Regions from separate parts of the Homo sapiens genome. Here region 1 is linked to region 2. The links are chromatin loops, found by intact Hi-C in ENCODE. Cell type or tissue: adrenal gland. All regions are shown on one strand. Links, peaks and the distances in the headings refer to the core of each region. The heading gives the core; the rest is flanking DNA.

What was found. Hi-C counts contacts between places; a loop is a spot of excess contacts. Peaks named below come from ENCODE experiments on the same cell type or tissue, not always from the same donor. Only the 100,000 strongest peaks of a DNase experiment are listed, where the experiment ranks them.
Region 1: a loop joins it to region 2, with 2.0 times the contacts of the local background. A loop is called at or near these places in 56 of 110 quality-filtered maps.

What each region holds. Positions count from the first base shown.
Region 1 is chr2:75,635,767-75,644,923 of GRCh38, forward strand. No RefSeq gene overlaps it. Among named protein-coding and RNA genes, the nearest start is that of MRPL19, 6.4 kb to the right of the region's middle. In adrenal gland, for the core only: a CTCF peak has its summit at 4,943 (motif pointing right); no DNase peak of the experiment used is centred there; H3K27ac peaks cover 771 bases.
Region 2 is chr2:75,679,531-75,688,687 of GRCh38, forward strand. GCFC2 (GC-rich sequence DNA-binding factor 2) reads right to left here. Exons shown (of 17, transcript NM_003203.5): 11 at 8,297-8,447; 12 at 663-784. LOC124906025 (a long non-coding RNA gene) reads left to right here. Exons shown (of 2, transcript XR_007087113.1): 1 at 1-322. Among named protein-coding and RNA genes, the nearest start is that of GCFC2, 27 kb to the right of the region's middle. In adrenal gland, for the core only: no CTCF peak of the experiment used is centred there; no DNase peak of the experiment used is centred there.

The sequences.
Region 1 (9,157 bases), core at 864-8,863, 44 kb before region 2:
GTCTCCAGCCCAAGAGTCTATGTCTTCTACCAGTGTTCATGAAACAAGATGCTAACTTATTTACTTTTAAAGTAGGGTAAAATCAAGTCCCAGCTCCTTCAATTTTGTGTTACTTTTATAATAGCAAATCAGTTGCTATGATTACAAAATTAGAAAATATTCTTTTCTAACAAATTGTTATTTCCTTCCAAGATTCTCTTGGTAGCCATGATTAAAAAGCACTGATACGTTTCTCTAAACAAAAGACAAAAAATGGGATTCTAAGTCATTATATTTAATACTTCATTTCAGATTTTAAAAAATACTGTATTTCTCAAGCTCGTATTCCTCAGCTCTCAGCAAAATTCAGTTTTCTAGTAAAAATAATTCTCCTGCTTAGACTGAGGGTGGGCCCTGCAGCCATCTCTTTCCAAGGTTGGCATCTGCAGTGAGCTCCCCATCTAGCCTCACATATGCCTGATAGTGGGCACAGGTCTCTGTTCACACACTGTGCATTCCTCATCCCCATCCCTCATTATTCAATGGCAGCTAAAGCTGCTAATTTTCCTAGGTCCAGGGGCTTCAACCTTGCCTTCTCTAAACATTGACCTCTATCGTTTCTTCTTAGGGAGAAGCATCATCTTCTCAGAGTCCTAAAACTCATAAGCTCTGGACTTGGGTTAGAAGGTGGGTAGGAAGGAGGAACCCACCAACTCATATTTTTAGAAACTTGAAGGAGACCTGCCTAGGGATCAGCTTGGGGAATGCTAAAACCAATGAACCTCTATCTCAGCAAATTACTCTGTAACATCCATACTCAATGTTTTATTCCTCAACTCCTGTGCCCTCCCTAAAAGGTAAAGGTAATAAATACATAAAAACTGGCAATAAATGGAAACTAAATAGTACCAACACTAAAAACTAAACAGTCCTCACACTAATGATATCATTCAAGTCTCTGGCACTACAGTTGATCTTGAACAATATGGGGATTGGGACACCGACCCCCTCCCACACAGTTGAAAGTCTGTGTATAGGACGGGTGCGGTGGCTCACACCTGTAATCCCAGCACTTTGAGAGGCTGAGGCAGGCAGATCACCTGAGGTCAGCAGTTTGAGACCAGCCTGACCAACATGGAGAAACCCCGTCTCTACAAAAAATACAAAATTAGCTGGGTGTGGTGACACATGCCTGTAATCCCAGCTACTCAGGAGGCTGAGGCAGAAGAATCGCTTGAACCCGGGAGGTGGAGGTTGCGGTGAGACGAGATTGTGTGCCATTGCACTCCAACCTGGGCAACAAAAGTGAAACTCCATCTCAAAAAAAAAAAAAAGAAAAAGAAAAAAAGAAAATCTGTGTATAACTTTTGACTCCCCAAAAACTTTACTAATAGCCTTACTGATAACATAAACAGTTAATTAACACATATTTCATGTTATAGGTATTATATATGGTATTCTTACAATAAAGTAAGCTAGGGAAAAGACAATGTGATTAAGAAAATCATAAGAGAAAACATATTTACAATTCATTAAGTGGAAATGGATCACTATAAAAGTCTTCATCTTCATCGTCTTCATGTGGAGTAGGCTGAGGAGATGGAGGAAGCGGAGGGGTTAGTATTGCTGTCACAGGGGTGGCAGAGGGAGAAGAAAATTTGCATATAAGTGGACCCATACAGTTCAAAGAGTGATGTGGAAGGGAACAATTATATATCCAAAGGCCAGTTTTCAGCTTCCTCTGCCTGGGCATCTCAGGACATCTTTGGCTGTCAGCCAGCCCTCTCCTACCACCTCACTCTCATCAGCTTACTGCCTTCCCGACTCCCTTTGACTCTCTTTCAGACAGCTCCTTCTCTGCATCCCTGCTGCTCATTTCAACCACATATCCCTTAGAAGTTGCTGTTCTCCAGGGCTCTGTCCTGACCCCTTCCTCTCTCACACACAGCCCCTCCTGTGTGGCCTCATCCAGATGGCTCCACTTGCTGTCCCTCTTGCCCAGGTCTGTCTCCTCAACTTCAGGCTCACTTCCAGCCCTCTAGTGGACTTCTTTCCTTGCATGTGACAGACATGCACCCTAAGCTCAATGTTTCCAGCACACATGCAGCCTGTTCCCACAAATCTGCTCCTTCTCCCATCCTCTATCTCACAGAAATGCCACCATCCACCAAATTCCCAGGAAGGAGTCCGGGGGCTTCCCCCATAACCTGTCAATCACCAGGGCTTGTTAATTCCCTGTCCTCAGCGCCCACTTCTACCACCACTTCTCATTCAGCCCCAGGCATCTGAGTCGAGAGCACTGTCACATCTTGCAGGGATCACTGCCTCTACCTCTTAAATTAGCTCCATAAGCTGCAGCTCCAGCCCATTCTCCACTCTGCAGTGACAGGAAACTTTCTGAGATGTAAGCCTGGCCTTGTCATTCTTTTTTAAAAAATTATCTGAACACTCCTCAGTGCCCTCCTGAAGAAGCTTACACTCATTATTATGACTTCCAAATTCCCTCATTCCCTAAACCCAGCCCACCTCCCACTCTCATTTTCTGCTCAGGTAATATGCAAACAAATAAAGCAAGCTGGATTCCTGATTTTTAAGACTTACAGTTGAGCAGGGGAGGAAAATGAAAAAGCAGCAAACAAACCACTGAAAATATATCTATCATGTATGCTAAGTACTATGAAAATAGAAAACAGGAATAACAGGAGACTCCATTTGGAAGGGTGGTCAGGGAGTTCGATTTGCTATTTCTTGAGATTGAGAACCAGGAGGAGGAACAATCTAGGGAAAATTATAAGGATCTGCTTTTGGTAATAAGGATATCTGTAATGCTTTTTTAAAGTATTTGCTGCTGGTTTAAAAATATATGTATATTGTTCAAAGCAGTAACCTTCAGCTTTCTACAAAACTTGTTGTCCAACATAATGAAGACTCCAGGATAACACAGTATTCTACTTCTGTCTTCTAACTGGAGTCTCATGCATGGGGTGAGAGGGGAGGAAAACATTCTCTAATTTATTCTGATTAGTCTTAACCTCTTCTGGCTTCCCTGGTTATATATATATAGTATTATATCCTCAAGACTCAGTTCAAGTCTCCTTTCTTCTGAGAAACTTTCCCAACTGACCTTGCCTGGGCAAAATGCATTCCCATGTGCTATGGCAGTCCACAGAACACACATCCTCCCAGCAATTATCATTTTGTATTATAATGTTGTCTTCAGAGAAAATTATTTCTCTTTGTCCACTTCTGTGACTAGCTTATAGTAGGTACACGTTATTTATCTGCTGACTATGTGGAACACCCAACACATGTACTGTGTGACCTTTGCCAAGTCATTGCTCTTCTGTAATCCTCAGTTTTCTCGTCATTCCAGAATAACACAGCCTACAACGTGGTGGTAAGGCTTAACTGAGTATTGATGTAGTCTTAGTAAGAATTGGGTTACTAAGCAAAATATGATGGCATAAAACTTTCTATTTATGCTCCAATATTTCTTCTCCAGCTTATCATCTTGGGTGGGCAGTGCCAGGCATTCAATTGTAGAAAGAAACACTCTAAAGGGACTCTGTAGAAAAGCTACAGTGGATCCCCATCTTTTACCATGTATAAAAATCAACTCAAAATGGATTGACAACTTATAGGTAAGATCTGAAACTATGAAACCACTAGAAGAAAGCATTTGGGGGAAACACTACTGGACATTGGTCTGGGCAAAGATCTTTTGGGTAAGACCTCAAAAGCACAGGCAATAAAAACAAATATAGGCAAATGGGATTACGTCAAACTAAAATGCTTCTGCATAGCAAAGGATACAATTAACAAAGTGAACAGACAACCTACAGAATTGGAGAAAATCGGAACTCAAGTCAATAGCAAAAAAAAAAAACATCCCACAAATAATCCAATTTTAAAATGGGCAAAAGACATGCATAGACATTTCTCAAAGAATATATACAAATGGCCAACAAATATATGAAAAAATGCTCAAAATCACTATTCATCAGAAAAATGTAAACCAAAACCACAATGAGATATCATCTCACCTCAGTTAGAATGCTTATTATCAAAAAGACAAAAAATAATGGATGCTGGTGAGGATGCAGAGAAAAAGGGAATCCCAGTGCTGTTGGTGGATGGTACAGCACTGTGGAGAAGAGTATGCAGGTTCCTCAACAAACTAAAAACAGAACTATCATAAAATCCCATAATCCTTCTGCTGGGTGTATAACCAAAAGAAAAAAGATTAATATATCAAAGAGATATCTGCACTCCCATGTTTATTGCATCACTATTCACAATAATCAAGATATAGAATAAGCTTAAGTGTCCATCAATGGATGTATGAATAAAGAAAATGTGATATACATACACAATGGAACTCTATTCAGTCATGAAAAAGAATAAAATTATCTCATTTGCAGCAACATGAATGGAACTGAAGGTTATTATATTAAGTAAAATAATCCAGGCAGAGAAGTACAAATATCGCATATTATCACCATATGTGGGAGCTAAAAAGGTGGGTCTCATCGAGGTAGTGCATAGACTGGTGGTTATCAGAAGCTGGGGGGGTGTATGTGTGTTGAGGGAGCAGGGAGACACAGATAAGTTGGTTGAGGGGTATAAAAATACATTTATATAGAAGGGATAAGTTCTAGTATTCAATAGCACAGTGGAGAAACTACAGTTAACAATAATTTACTGTATATTTCAAAATGGCTAGAAGAGAATTGTAATGTTCCCAACATAAAGGTAAATGTTTGAGTTGACGGACATCCCAACCACCCTGATATGATCATTACAGGTTGTATAAGTGTATCAAAATATCACATGTATCCCCAAAATATATACTATGATGTCCCAATTTTTAAAAGAAAGGAAAGAGAGAGACTTTTTAATAAGGGAAAAAAGAGAAAAGCTAGAGGGGACCTAGACCGTCCAGCGTTGCTGTGTGGTGCTGTGGCCACCAGAGGACAGCCTAACCACACATGCTGTGGAACTCTGCCTTCCAGAGCCCTGAGGGTGCAATGTTTTCCACACAGCTGAGAAACAATTTTTTTTCTTCCAGCCACGTGGAGGAAAATCATTGTCAAATATATTACATTATCTCCTACCCATTATAAGTTGATTGTTATAACTGTTTCCTGTGAGTTAGTCTCACCATTTTCTGTCATTGTAGGTATCTGCTTAATATGAAATCAATGCATCTTTTTAGTCATTTTGTAGAGAAAAATGCAAAGGAAGTTGGCCAGTGCCCAGCCAGAAAAGGAAAGAGCCTTAGCCAAGTAATTTGGGGAATTTCCAGGCCCACTGATGAGTCCATTCTGGTGCAGACATAAATGAAGGAAGTTGTAGACAACAGTTGTCAAGTTCTCTGATTCCATTGATGAAATCCTCCCTAATAGGAGACTTAGCTTGTTGCCAATAAACACTTGAAACCTATATTAAACTCCCTTTGTTCCATGTTCATCAAGCAACCCCTTCCATATGTGACATTAAATTTTGCCTTCCGAGAGAGAAAGTCGTGGTCACAAAGACATAAATGTTCTGGTATTCTGGTCAGCATATTATTTTTTGTTCACTTATAAGTTAATAAACTAGCATTTAGTTTTGTCATATCAATTTCAAAAATTTGGTTCATGTAAGTCTGCCCTAAATGATGTATCTATTTAATGCTGTGCTGAAAATCAGGTTCTGGGCTTCCAAAATCAAAAGTCAGACCCAAGGCCATGACAAATTCTCCAAAGTCAATATTATCTGTGAGGCCTTGAAGTATATATTTTGCCTGGATGAAGGAACTTCATGTTGCCACATAAGCTCACCCCCACCACACATACACTCCTTTATTCACTATCTATTACTATTTAATAAATTGCTCCTAAATTAAGCAGCTTAAAACAACAAACATTTATTATTGTACGGTTCTGTGGGTCAGAAATCCAGAAGTGGCTTAGCTGAGTGATTTTGACTCCAGGTCTTTCACAATGCTGCAATCAAGAGGTTGGCTGGGGCTATAGTCAACTCAAGGCTCAACTAAGGGAAGGTCTGCTTGCCAGCTCATTCCTGTGGCAAGAAGCAGCCTTGCTGGCTGTTGGCTGGGGACATTGGTTCCTTGCCATATGGACCTTTCCATAGGGCAGCTCATAACAGGTACCTGGCTTCCCTCAGAGTGAAGCAAAGGAAGTAAGAACTATCATAGTCAGTGCATTTGTGTTTTTATTTTATTTTTTTAAATTTATTTATTTTTTCGAGATGGAGTCTTGCTCTGTCGCCCAGGCTGGCATGCTAGTGGCGCGATCTCGGCTCACTGCCACCTCCGCCTCCTAGGTTCAAGTGATTCTCCTGCCTCAGCCTCCTAAGTAGCTGGGATTACAGGTACGCCACCATGCCCTGCTAATTTTTGTATTTTTAGTAGAGACGGGGTTTCACCATGTTGGTCAGGCTGGTCTCAAACTCCTGACCTTGTGATCTGCCTGCCTCGGCCTCCCAAAGTGCTGGGATTACAGGTGTGAGCCACCACGCTCAGCTGTGTTTTTAAAATAGTGTATTGATTTTCATTGTAAAACCAAAATGTACCTATTACAGAAAATGTAGCTAGAAAAATTGCAAAAGCAGGGAACACGCTTAATCTCACCACTCCATCTATGCTTTGTGATACTTAATCATAAATTCTATGTCTAGGTGAATGTCCAGAAGAGTATGCCCTAGGCTTTATTCTAGGATTTTTGTAGTTTGAGGTCGTACATGTAAGTCTTTAACTCATTTGGAGTTAATTTTTGTATGTGGTGAGAGGTAGTGGTCTAGTTTCATTCTTTGGCATATGGTCAGCCAGTTTTCCCAGCACCGTTTATCGAATAGGATGTCATCTCCCCACTGCTAATTTTTGTAGACTGTTGAAGATTAGTTGGTTGTAGGTATGCGGCTTTATTTGTAGGTTCTCTATTGTGTTCCATTGGTCTGTTTGTTTCTTTTTGTACCAGTACCATGCTGTTTTGGATACTGTAGCCTTGTAGTATAGTGTGAAGTCAGATCATGTCATTCCTCCTGCTTTACTCTTTTTGCTTAGGATTGCTTTGGCTATTTGGACTCTTTTTGGTTCCACATGAATTTTAGAATTGTTTTTTTTTCTAGTTCTGTGAAAAATGATAGTAATTTAATAGGAATGTCGTTGAATATGTAAATTGCTTTGAGCAATATGGACATTTTAGTGACATTGATTCTTCCAATCCATGAGCATGGGATGTTTTTCCATTTGTTTGTGTCATCTATAATTTATTTCAGCAGTGTTTTGTAGTTCTTGTTGTAGAGATTTCATCTCCTTGATTAGGTGTATTCCTAGGTATTTTATGTTTTTGGTGGCTATTGTAAATGGGACTGCATTCTTGATTTGGTTCTCAGCTTGAACACTGTTGGTGAATAGACATACTACTGATTTTTGCATATTAATTTTGTATCCTGAAACTTTACTGAAGTTGTTTATCAGGTCTAGGCGTCTTTTGGTAGCATCTTTACGGTTTTCTAGGAATAGGAGATTCTTTTTTTGGATGTGTTAATACATGAATCAGATTATAGTTTCCTCTTGCTGGCATCTTTAAAATAAGTTTTACAAAAAGCTTTTTTTTTTAATTAGGTGAAGGATATGTTAATTAGCTAAACTGTGATAATCATTTCACATTGCATACATATATCAAATCATCATGTTGTACACCTTAAATATATACAAATTTTTATCTTTCAATCATGTCTCAGTAAAGTTGGAAAAAAAGAATTTTATTATGATCTATACATTTATCTGCAAACTTTATGCATTATCACAATTTAATCCTTATACCAACCCAATGAGGTAGGCATACCTCTATCCTATTACCCATGAAGAAGAAAAGGCAGAGATGGGAACCTCTCTCAAAGACTCCAGTTAGTACATTTCAGAAATTTTTTTTACTGACTCTACCTCACAAATAGATGGAGAGACAGAAAAAAAAATACCACTTTCTATCTCTATTGCCTCTACCTCAATTGTTCCCAAATTGGAACAACTATCAGAATCACCGGAGGATTTGCTAAAGCACAGATCACTGGGTTCTGTGCCCAGAGTTTTAAATTCAGTAAGTCTGGGGGCGGGACCTGAGAATTTGTAATTTTAACACGTTCCCTGGTTGTGCTGATGTTGCTAGTCAAGGGCTCACACTTTAAGAACCATTTTTTTTTTTTCTGTTCCAGGTTAGCACCATCTCTCTTTTGGAATATTTCAATAATTTCCTGCTTCCCAGCCATTTTCTAAAGTACAATCAGAATGATCTATCTAATTTTACTTAGAAATATTTATTGGGTGCCAGATACTCTACTAAATATAGAGGATGTAATAACAAGCAAAACCGACAAGGATCCTGATGTCACAATAACCTGAAGCAGCCAGTTTGCCTGGAATACTTTCTTCCCTTGGCTGAACATTATGTAATGATGTTCATGATCTCCTTTCCAAGGGTGTAAAACACAGAAGTAAATAATTAAAGTTCTATTCCTGTGATCAGCTCATAAAATGGTTGAGCCAGCTCTGTGCTCTTTGATTTTGCTCTATGAAGTTGTTTAATAACAACTTAAGTTGGAATAATTTAAACTCCAGCTTGTTCTCCAAATTAAGATAAGGTCAAAACGGCCTGATATATGTTGGATGAGCAAGAATACGGGAGAAAATTAGATAAGATTCTTTAGGTTCATTCTTCCAATTTTGTAAAACTCTACACAACTATTCCTTCATCTGTGGAAGAGGAGAGGGCAGCAGGAGTGGCTTGGCAATGTCTAGTAAATCCTGCTGTCCTCCTGTGAAGGTCTGTCTTTTATTTCTCTGCCCCTACCTTTAGGACCAATCCCAGCAAGAGTGAAGGCCACGTGTTCTGGGCATGGTTAATACAGAAAAATCTTCACCACTGCCAGTCATGATTATCTTTGCCTCTCCTCCCTTTTACTCTTAAGGGCTTGAAGTCTACTTTTTCGGGTAGGTAGAAGAGCCAAAATATTGCTCATCTGAAATTTTGGTTGTGAGATTCCTTGTCATTTATAGAATAAATTCTTGTTCTAATCAAAGAAGCTAGAGTTAAAATAGAAGGCCCTGTCTTTCTTCACAGCATCTTGAATTCTGTGCTCAAAACATGGCCCTGTTCCTCAGGCTGATGTAACA
Region 2 (9,157 bases), core at 858-8,857:
AGATCATTGTAAGATTAAGATCTGTTTTACTGAACTTTGAATCCTTAAAGAGACTACTATTATTTGGTAGACTACAAATAACTAGTTAATACAATAAGTGTCAGTCTAATTTTGAAACCATTGTTCAAGCAAAGCCACAATGCCACTGGATTTTTGCCAAAAGAACAAAGGTAATGAGTATTGTTGTCTTCCTTTAGAAGAAATGAATTTGCACTAATGAATTTATACCGGTTCATCTCTGCAGGGCCAGTGTATATTCATAATCCTGAAAGATGGCTGCCTGGGCCATGAGAACACAAATCAGATCACTGAACAGAGAAAAGTAAGCTAATAGGAATGAAAGTCATAATCTGGGTCCTTACATGTATGTCTATAATTTAAAATGATTACCACTCCTATCACAGTGTTGAGAAGTATCAAGGTATATTCTTTCATCTTATTATTATAAAGATAAAAAATAGCCAAGTCCAGTTTAAAAAATTTTTTTTTCATCTCAGTGCAGTCTGAGAAAAAGTCTAGTTTCTATAAATCAAAAGTAAATATGTTTTCCCCCAAACAGTTTTCTGATAATCACTTCTGCATCTTTTATAAACCAAGATCTGTAAGAAAATTATAATGATTTAGAGATAGATCATGGAGTTCGCAACTCTAGAAATTATTACCTGTCTGCTTTTACTAACTTCATTTTCACAAGTGGAATGTTCTTCAAGAATCACTCTGCAATGTGTTATTAAACTTGTTGTCTGTGAGGTTGACAAAGGATCCCAAAGGAATTCTACAAAGTCTGAAACAAATATTTCAGTGGTACACAATGTATTTACTAGATTGTTTTGCTTTTCATATACAAATAATCAAGACCTTTAACAAACACTACTTCCCTCCTTATTCAGTTTAAGTTCCATGGCCAATTATTACCATTACATATTTGCATACATCTTCAATTTCCTTGTTCTTCTTGGGCTTTGTTAAACTCCTCTGGCTAAACTACAGCTCTTTATAGTTAAGTTCACCTTGTCACTGAGTCTCTGCCTGCAACCATGCAGATAAAAAGTGGCTGGAAAAACAAACACATTAACTTGATCACTATACAACTTGAGTGAGCCTCTCTCTCTCTCTGTCTCTCAGGTCCATTCACTCTCCCTCTCACCTAGATGATTACTTCATACCTTCTCCCCTCTCCGTTATCTCTCTCTCAGTTGATGGACTTTTTCCTTCTAGATGATTATTTCCTACTTTATTTTTTCTACTCCCTTGCATTCTCTTTCAGCTAATTACTTCCTAATTTGCTAAGAAAATAGAAGCAATCAGAAAAGCAGCACTATGAAGCTCCTACCACAGCATCTACACACCTACCTACATCTGTGCCGATATGCTCTAACTTGTCTCCTATTCCTATGGATGAGGCACCCACACTCCCACCACTTCAGGCAAACTGTTTATTTTGTGGATGAGATCCCAAGCCTTTTGGCTTAGTCTAAGATCCTGTTCCCAGAACACTGTCCTTCCACTTTGGTATTGACATCACTTGTACTAGATTTTTTCCATCACCCTACAAACAACTATTTATCTTGTATTAAAAATAATCCCCCTCAGTGTAAGGAGGCTGCCAAGATGGCCGAATAGGAACAGCTCCAGTCTACAGCTCCCAGCGAGATGGACGTAGAAGGCCGGTGATTTCTGCATTTCCAACTGAGGTACCCAGTTCATCTCATTGGGCCTGGTTGGACAGTGGGTGCAGCCCACAGAGGGTGAGCTGAAGCAAGGTTGGGTGTTGCCTCACCTGGGAAGCACAAGGGGTTGGGGAATTCTCTCCCTTATCTAAGGGATGCCACGAGAAACCGTGCCAGGAGGAACAGTGCACTCCAGCCCAGATACTGTGTTTTTCCCACGGTCTTCGCAACCGGCAGACCAGGAGATTCCCTCCAGTGCCTACCCCACCAGGGCTGTGGGTTTCATGCACAAAACTGGGTGGCTGTTTGGGCAGACATCAAACTAGCTGCAGGCTTTTTTTTTAATTTTTATTTTTTCATACCCCAGTGGCACCTGGAACGCCAGAGAAACAGAACCATTCACCACCCTGGAAAAGGGGCTGAAGACAGGGAGCCAAGTAGTCTGGCTTGGTGGGTCCCACCCCCACGGAGCCCAGCAAGCTAAGATCCACTGACTTGAAATTCTCACTGCCAGCACAGCAGTCTGAGCCCAACCTGAGATGCTTCAGCTTGGTAGGCGGAGGGGTGTCCGCCACTGCTGAGGCTTCAGTAGCCGGTTTATGCCTCACAGTGTAAACAAAGCCACCGGGAAGTTCGACCTGGGCAGAGCCCACCGAAGCTCAGCAAGGCCACTGCGGCCAGACTGCCTCTCTAGACTCCTCTTCTCTGGGCAGAGCATCTCTGAAAAAAGCCAGCAGCCCCAGTCAGGGACTTAGAGATAAAACCCCCATCTTCCATGGACAGAGCACCTGGGGAAAGGGGTGGCTGTGGGCGCAGCTTCAGCAGACTTAAACGTCCTTGCCTGACAGTTCTGAAGACAGCAGTGGTTCTCTCAGCACAGTGTTCGAGCTCTGCTAAGGGACACACTGCCTCCTCAAGTGGGTCCCTGACCCCTGTGTATCCTGTCTGGGAGACACCTCCCAGTAGGGGCCGACAGACACCTCACAGAGGAGAGCTCTGCCTGGCATCTGGCGGATGACCCTCTGAGACGAAGCTTCCAGAGGAAGGAACAAGCAGCAATCTTTGCTGTTCTGCAGCCTCCGCTGGTGATACCCAGGCAAACAGGGTCTGGAGTGGACCTCCAGCAAACTCCAGCAGACCTACAGCTGAGGGGCCTGACTGTTAAAAGCAAAACTAACAAACAGAAAAGAATAGTATCAGCATCAACAAAAAGGATGTACCCTAAGAGACCCCATCTGAAGGTCACCAACATCAAAGACCAAAGGTAGATAAATCCACAAAGATGGGGAGAAACCAGTGCAAAAAGGCTGAAAATTCCAAAAACCAGAATGCCCGTTCTTCAAAGAATCACAACTCATCACCAGCAAGGGAACAAAACCGGATGGAGAATGAGTTTGACGAAGTGACAGAAGTAGGCTTCAGAAGGTGGGTAATAACAAACTCCTCTGAGCTAAAGGAGCATGTTCTAACCCAATGGAAGGAAGCTAAGAACCTTGAAAAAAGGTTAGAGGTATTGCTAACTAAAATAACCAGTTTAGAGAAGAATACAAATGACCTGATGAAGCTGAAAAACACTGCATGAGAATGTCGTGAAGCATACACAGGTATCAATAGCTGAATCGATCAAGTGGAAGAAAGGATATCAGAGACTGAAGATCACCTCAATGAAATAAAGCGAGAAGACAAGTTTAGAGAAAAAAGTGAAAAGAAACAAACAAAGCCTCCAAGAAATATGGGACTATGTGAAAAGACCAAATCTATGTTTGATTGGTGTACCTGAAAGTGATGGGGAGAATGGAACCAAGTTGGAAAACACTCTTCAGGACATTATCCGGAAGAACTTCCCCAACACAGCAAGGCAGGCCAACATTCAAATTCAGGAAATACAGAGAACACCACAAAGATACTCCTCGAGAAGAGCAACCCCAAGACACATAATTGTCAGATTCACCAAGGTTGAAATGAAGGAAAAAAAGTTAAGGGCAGCCAGAAAGAAAGGTTGGGTTACCCACAAATGGAAGCCCATCAGACTAACAGCGGATCTCTCTGCAGAAACCCTACAAGCTACAAGAGACTGGGGGCCAATATTCAACATTCTTAAAGAAATGAATTTTCAATCCAGAATTTCATATCCAGCCAAACTAAGCTTCATAAGCAAAGGAAAAATAAAATCCTTTACAGACAAGCAAATGCTGAGAGATTTTGTCACCACCAGGCCTGCCTTACAAGAGCTCCTGAAGGAAGCGCTAAACATGGAAAGGTACAACTGGTACCAGACGCTGCAAAAACATACCGAATTGTAAAGACCATCAACGCTATGAAGAAACTGCGTCAACTAATGAGCAAAATGACCAGCTAGCATCATAATGACAGGATCAAATTCACACATAACAATATTAACTTTAAAAGTAAATGGGCTAAAAGCCCCAATTAAAAGACACAGACTGGCAAATTGAATAAAGTGTCAAGACCCATCAATGTGCTGTATTCAGGAGACCCATCTCATGTAAAGAGACACACACTGGCTCAAAATAAAGGGATGGAGGAATATTTACCAAGTAAATGGAAAGCAAAAAAAAAAAAAAAAAAAAAGAAAAAAGAAAAAAAAGCATGAGTTGCAGTCCTAGTCTCTGATAAAACAGACTTTAAGCCAGCAAAGATCAAAAGAGACAAAGAAGGGTATTACATAATGGTGAAGGGATCAGTGCAACAGTAAGAGCTAACCATCCTAAATAAATACGCACCCAATACAGCAGCACTCAGATCAGATTCATAAAGCAAGTTCTTAGAGACCTACAAAGAGACTTAGACTCCCACACAATAATAGTGGGAGCCTTTAACATCCCACTGTCGATAACAGACAGATCAATGAAACAGAAAATTAACAAAGATATCCAGGAATTGAACTCAGCTCTGGACCAAGCAGACCTAATAGACATCTATAGAACTCTCCACCCCAAATCGACAGAATATACATTTTTCTTAGCACCACATCACACTTATTCTAAAACTGACCACATAATTGGAAGTAAAACACTCCTCAGCAAATGCAAAAGAATGGAAATCATAACAAACAGTCTCTCAGACCACAGTACAATCAAATTAGAACTCAAGATTAAGAAACTCACTCAAAACCGCACAACTATATGGAAACTTAACAGCCTGCTCCTGAATGACTACTGGGTAAATAAAGAAATGGAGGCAGAAGTAAAGATGTTCTTTGAAACCATGAGAACAAACACACAACGTACCAGAATCCCTGGGACACATTTAAAGCAGTGTGTAGAGGGAAATTTATAGCACTAAATGCCCACAACAGAAAGCAGGAAAGATCTAAAATCGACATCCTAACATCACAATTAAAAGAGAGGATGTGGAGAAATAGAACACTTTTACACTGTTGGTGGGACTGTAAACTAGTTCAACCATTGTGGAAGACAGTGTGGCGACTGCTCAAGGATCTAGAACTAGAAATACCATTTAACCCAGCCATGCTATTACTGAGTATATACCCAAAGGATTATAAATTCATGCTGCTATAAAGACACATGCACATGTATGTTTATTGTGGCACTATTCACAATAGCAAAGACTTGGAACCAACCCAAATGCCCATCAATGATAGACTGGATTAAGAAAATGTGGCACATGTACACCATGGAATACTATGCAGCCATAAAACAGGATGAGTTTATGTCCTTTGCAGGGACATGGACATGGATGAAGCTGGAAACCATCATTCTCAGCAAACTAACACCAGAACACAAAACCAAACACTGCACGTTCTCACTCATAAGTGGGAGCTGAACAATGAGAACACATGGACAGGGAGCGGAACATCACACACCGGGGCCTTTTGGGGGTCAGGGGACTGGGGTGGGATAGCATTAGGAGAAATACCTAATGTAGATGACAAGTTGATGAGTGCAGCAAACACTATGGCACGTGTACACCTATGTAACAAACCTGCACGTTCTGCACATGTACCCCAGAACTTAAAGTATAATAATAAACAAACAAAAAATCCCCCTTAGCCCTACTTCCTCCTCTAGTATTGTTCCATTTCCCTCCTATCTTTTACAACAAAATTCCTCAAAGTACTATCTAAACTTCTATCTCCAGTTTCTCTCTTCTCACTTGTTCTTGCTTTCCCTTTAATTAGGCCTTATCTCTTATCAGCCTACCTAATGCGCTCTTAGCAAATCACAGATGACATTCACATAGCAAACTCCAATGATTGATTCTAATCCTCATCTGACTTATCATCAACAATTCCAACAGTTGACCCTTCTTTCTTCCTAGAAACACTGTCTTTACTTGGCTTCCAAAATACCACACTCTTAGTTTCCTGCCCACCTCTCTGGTCTTTGCTGTCTGCTTGTCATCTCTTTGACTTCCCAGTGCTATAGTATCTCAGGATTCAGGTCACTTACCTTCTCTTTTCGGTTTATATTCACTCGCTTGGTATTCAAAGTCAATTTTATACATTAAATGCCATCAATAAATGTCATGTGGATAAATTCCAAACTTATACCTTCTGACTGGACCTCCCCCTTTAAGACTCATGTATTCAACAACTGACTTGACATGTCCACTTAGATTACAGGTACTTCAAAATCAACATGTCCCAAACTGAGCTGCTATGCTAATACAGCTCCCCACATTAAGCTTACTCCTGTCAGACTTTTTCATTTCAGGAAATGGCACCTCTGTCCTTCCAGTTGCTCAGGCCAATTCCTCAATGGACCCATTCTTGATTCCTCTCTTTCTCTCTTGCTGCACAACCAATCCATTAGCACATTCTGTTAGTGCTATCTTTGAAATATATGTAGAATTCAATCACTATTTGGACTCAGTCAGTGTTAATTTCTCACAAAGCTACTTATTTGTGGGACTGTTTCATCATTAGTATTTAGATTTTTTCAGCAGAGTGCTTAAACTAGGCACATGCATTCTATCATTAGTAGAGTTAGTTAAAAATAGTAACTTTCTAACACACCCCACAAATGCACCATAAGTTTCATTGAAATAAAATCTTGAAAGTTTTTATTTTTTATTTTTTTTAAATTTTAAATTTATAAATAGAGATGGGGTTTCACCTCGTTGCCAAGGCTGGTCTGGAACTCCTGTGCTCAAGCGATCCTTCTGCCTCGGCCTTGCAAAGTGCTGGGATTACAGGCATGAGCAACTCCACCCAGCCAAAATCTTATAATCAAGTTGCCTAAGAAGCAATTATAAGGCTAATTGCTTCCAACTTCTAGGCTGGGCATGGTGACTCATGCCTATAATCCCAGTGCTTTGGGAAGCTTAGGGGAAGGGTCTCTTGAGGCCAGGAGTTTGAGACTAGCCTGGGCAACAGAGCAAGACCCTGTCTCTAAAAAAATCTTTTAAAAATTAGCTGGGTATGGTGGCACGCGCCTGGAGTCCTAGCTAATTGGGAGGCTGAGGCAGTAGGATCACTTGACCCCAGGAATTCAAGACTGACTTGAGCAATGTTCACACCACTGTACTCCAGTCTGGGTGACAGAGGAAGACCCTGTCTCAAAAACAAACACACAAAAAATTAAATAAGAGTTTTGCAGTCTTTGCTGTCAAATTTCTTTCTCAGTGACATAGTGAAACGGATCCTTATCAAGTACACAGGTAAAACAAAAGACTTCATGCTAAGGTCTGAAGCACAAGCATTAATGTTAAGTGCTCATAGCTGCTAGTGGCAAATGTGAGTGAAATGAAGCAATTTTTTTTTTTTTTGAGACGGAGTTTCACTCTTGTCACCCAGGCTGGAGTGCAATGGCACGATCTCGGCTCACCGCAACCTTCGCCTCCCAGGTTTAAGCAATTCTCCTGCCTCAGCCTCCTGAGTAGCTGGGATTACAGGTGCCTGCTACCACACCCAGCTAGTTTTTTGTATTTTTAGTAGAGACGAGGTTTCGCCATGGTGGCCAGGCTGGTCTTGAACTCCTGACCTCAGGTGATCTACCTGCCTTGGCCTCCTAAAGTTCCAGGATTACAGGCATGAACCACCACTCCCAGATGAAGCAATGGTTTTAAAGAAAAGGATAAGAAACACAATTAGAGAAGTTAAGGGGAAAAAAGGACACATGTAGTATGGATGGAAGTGTGCTAAAAAATGACTGAAGTGCCATAAAAGCAGCGGGAATGCCACAAACACTAAACTGACTTTAAATACTAAGTGACTGAAGTAAATAGAACAGAGAAGGTAAGTGACCTGAATCCAGAGATACTGTAGCACTTGGAAGTCAAAGAGGTGACAAGCAGACAGCAAAGACCAGAGAGGTGGGCAGGAAACTAAGAGTGTGGTATTTTGGTAGCCAAGTAAAGACAGTGTTTCTAGGAAGAAAGAAGGGTCAACTGTTGGAACTGCTGATGATACGTCAGATGAGGATTAGTGATCAATCTGAGTATTAGCAGTTTGGTAGCCAACCACCTGTACAAACACAAATTTTTTAACCACCTTACATTTGACAGCTGTTGATTTTTACTACATATAACATTTCCTTGAGATTAAAAACTTATGAAAAAACTTTGTGAATATAACAGAAATTAACAACCTTATATACTCTGTCAGAAAATAATTTAATTTTACCAAGGTTACGAAGCAGTACCTGTAAGTCGGGGAATAATTGTTTTGTTGATGATTGCAGACAAGACTTTTTTATCTGAACTACTTTCCTTCTTTGAATCTTCCACACTGCTATCCATAAATTCTTCTACAGATTTGAACCATGGCATCTCTTTTAAACCTGTGGATTCCAACTTACAAAGAAAATTACAAAAGTTATAAAGAAATCTTTCAACATTAGTGTATTTTTAAATAGTTATTATTTTTTTCAATAATCACCAGAGCTTTTCTAAGGATCAGAAGAGATTAATTCCCTATTTTAACACTAGACCACCAAGGCTAGGCAGGATTGCAGGACAGCATGACTGAGACATGGTGTCTAAGTAACATAAGAAGAAGCTGCATTTCATGCATTCAATCACACAACAAACACTCAACAACTACCTAGTGTGTGCCGGAGCCTTTAGACCCTACCACATGGCAAGTACTCTGCTTGGAGCAAAATACAAATTTGTTAGGCACTTGAAACAGCCATGGAATTTGTTTATAAAAAAAATTCATCCACTTCAAGCAAAGTTTATTTCTGGCCCCTTCAATTCACTAAGCATAAATATGTAATTTGTATGTGATTTAGTTAAAGGTCCTATTACACAGTAGGCAGTTGCTGAGTTCATACTTCTTTTTTTTTCTTTTAGTCAGTCAAATTCAGTGAACAGAGTTTATATTCCTTAACTTAGGATCTAAATATCTGTGCAATTTCTAGCTCCTGAACTAATACTTCTCCCTTTACACCTTTATGAAACACCTTTCCCTTTCTGATTCATCCTGTTTACCCCATAAACTCTTCAAAGGCTTGCATTCCACCTTCTCAACACAACCCTAAGCAACTCTTCCCAGTATGTCA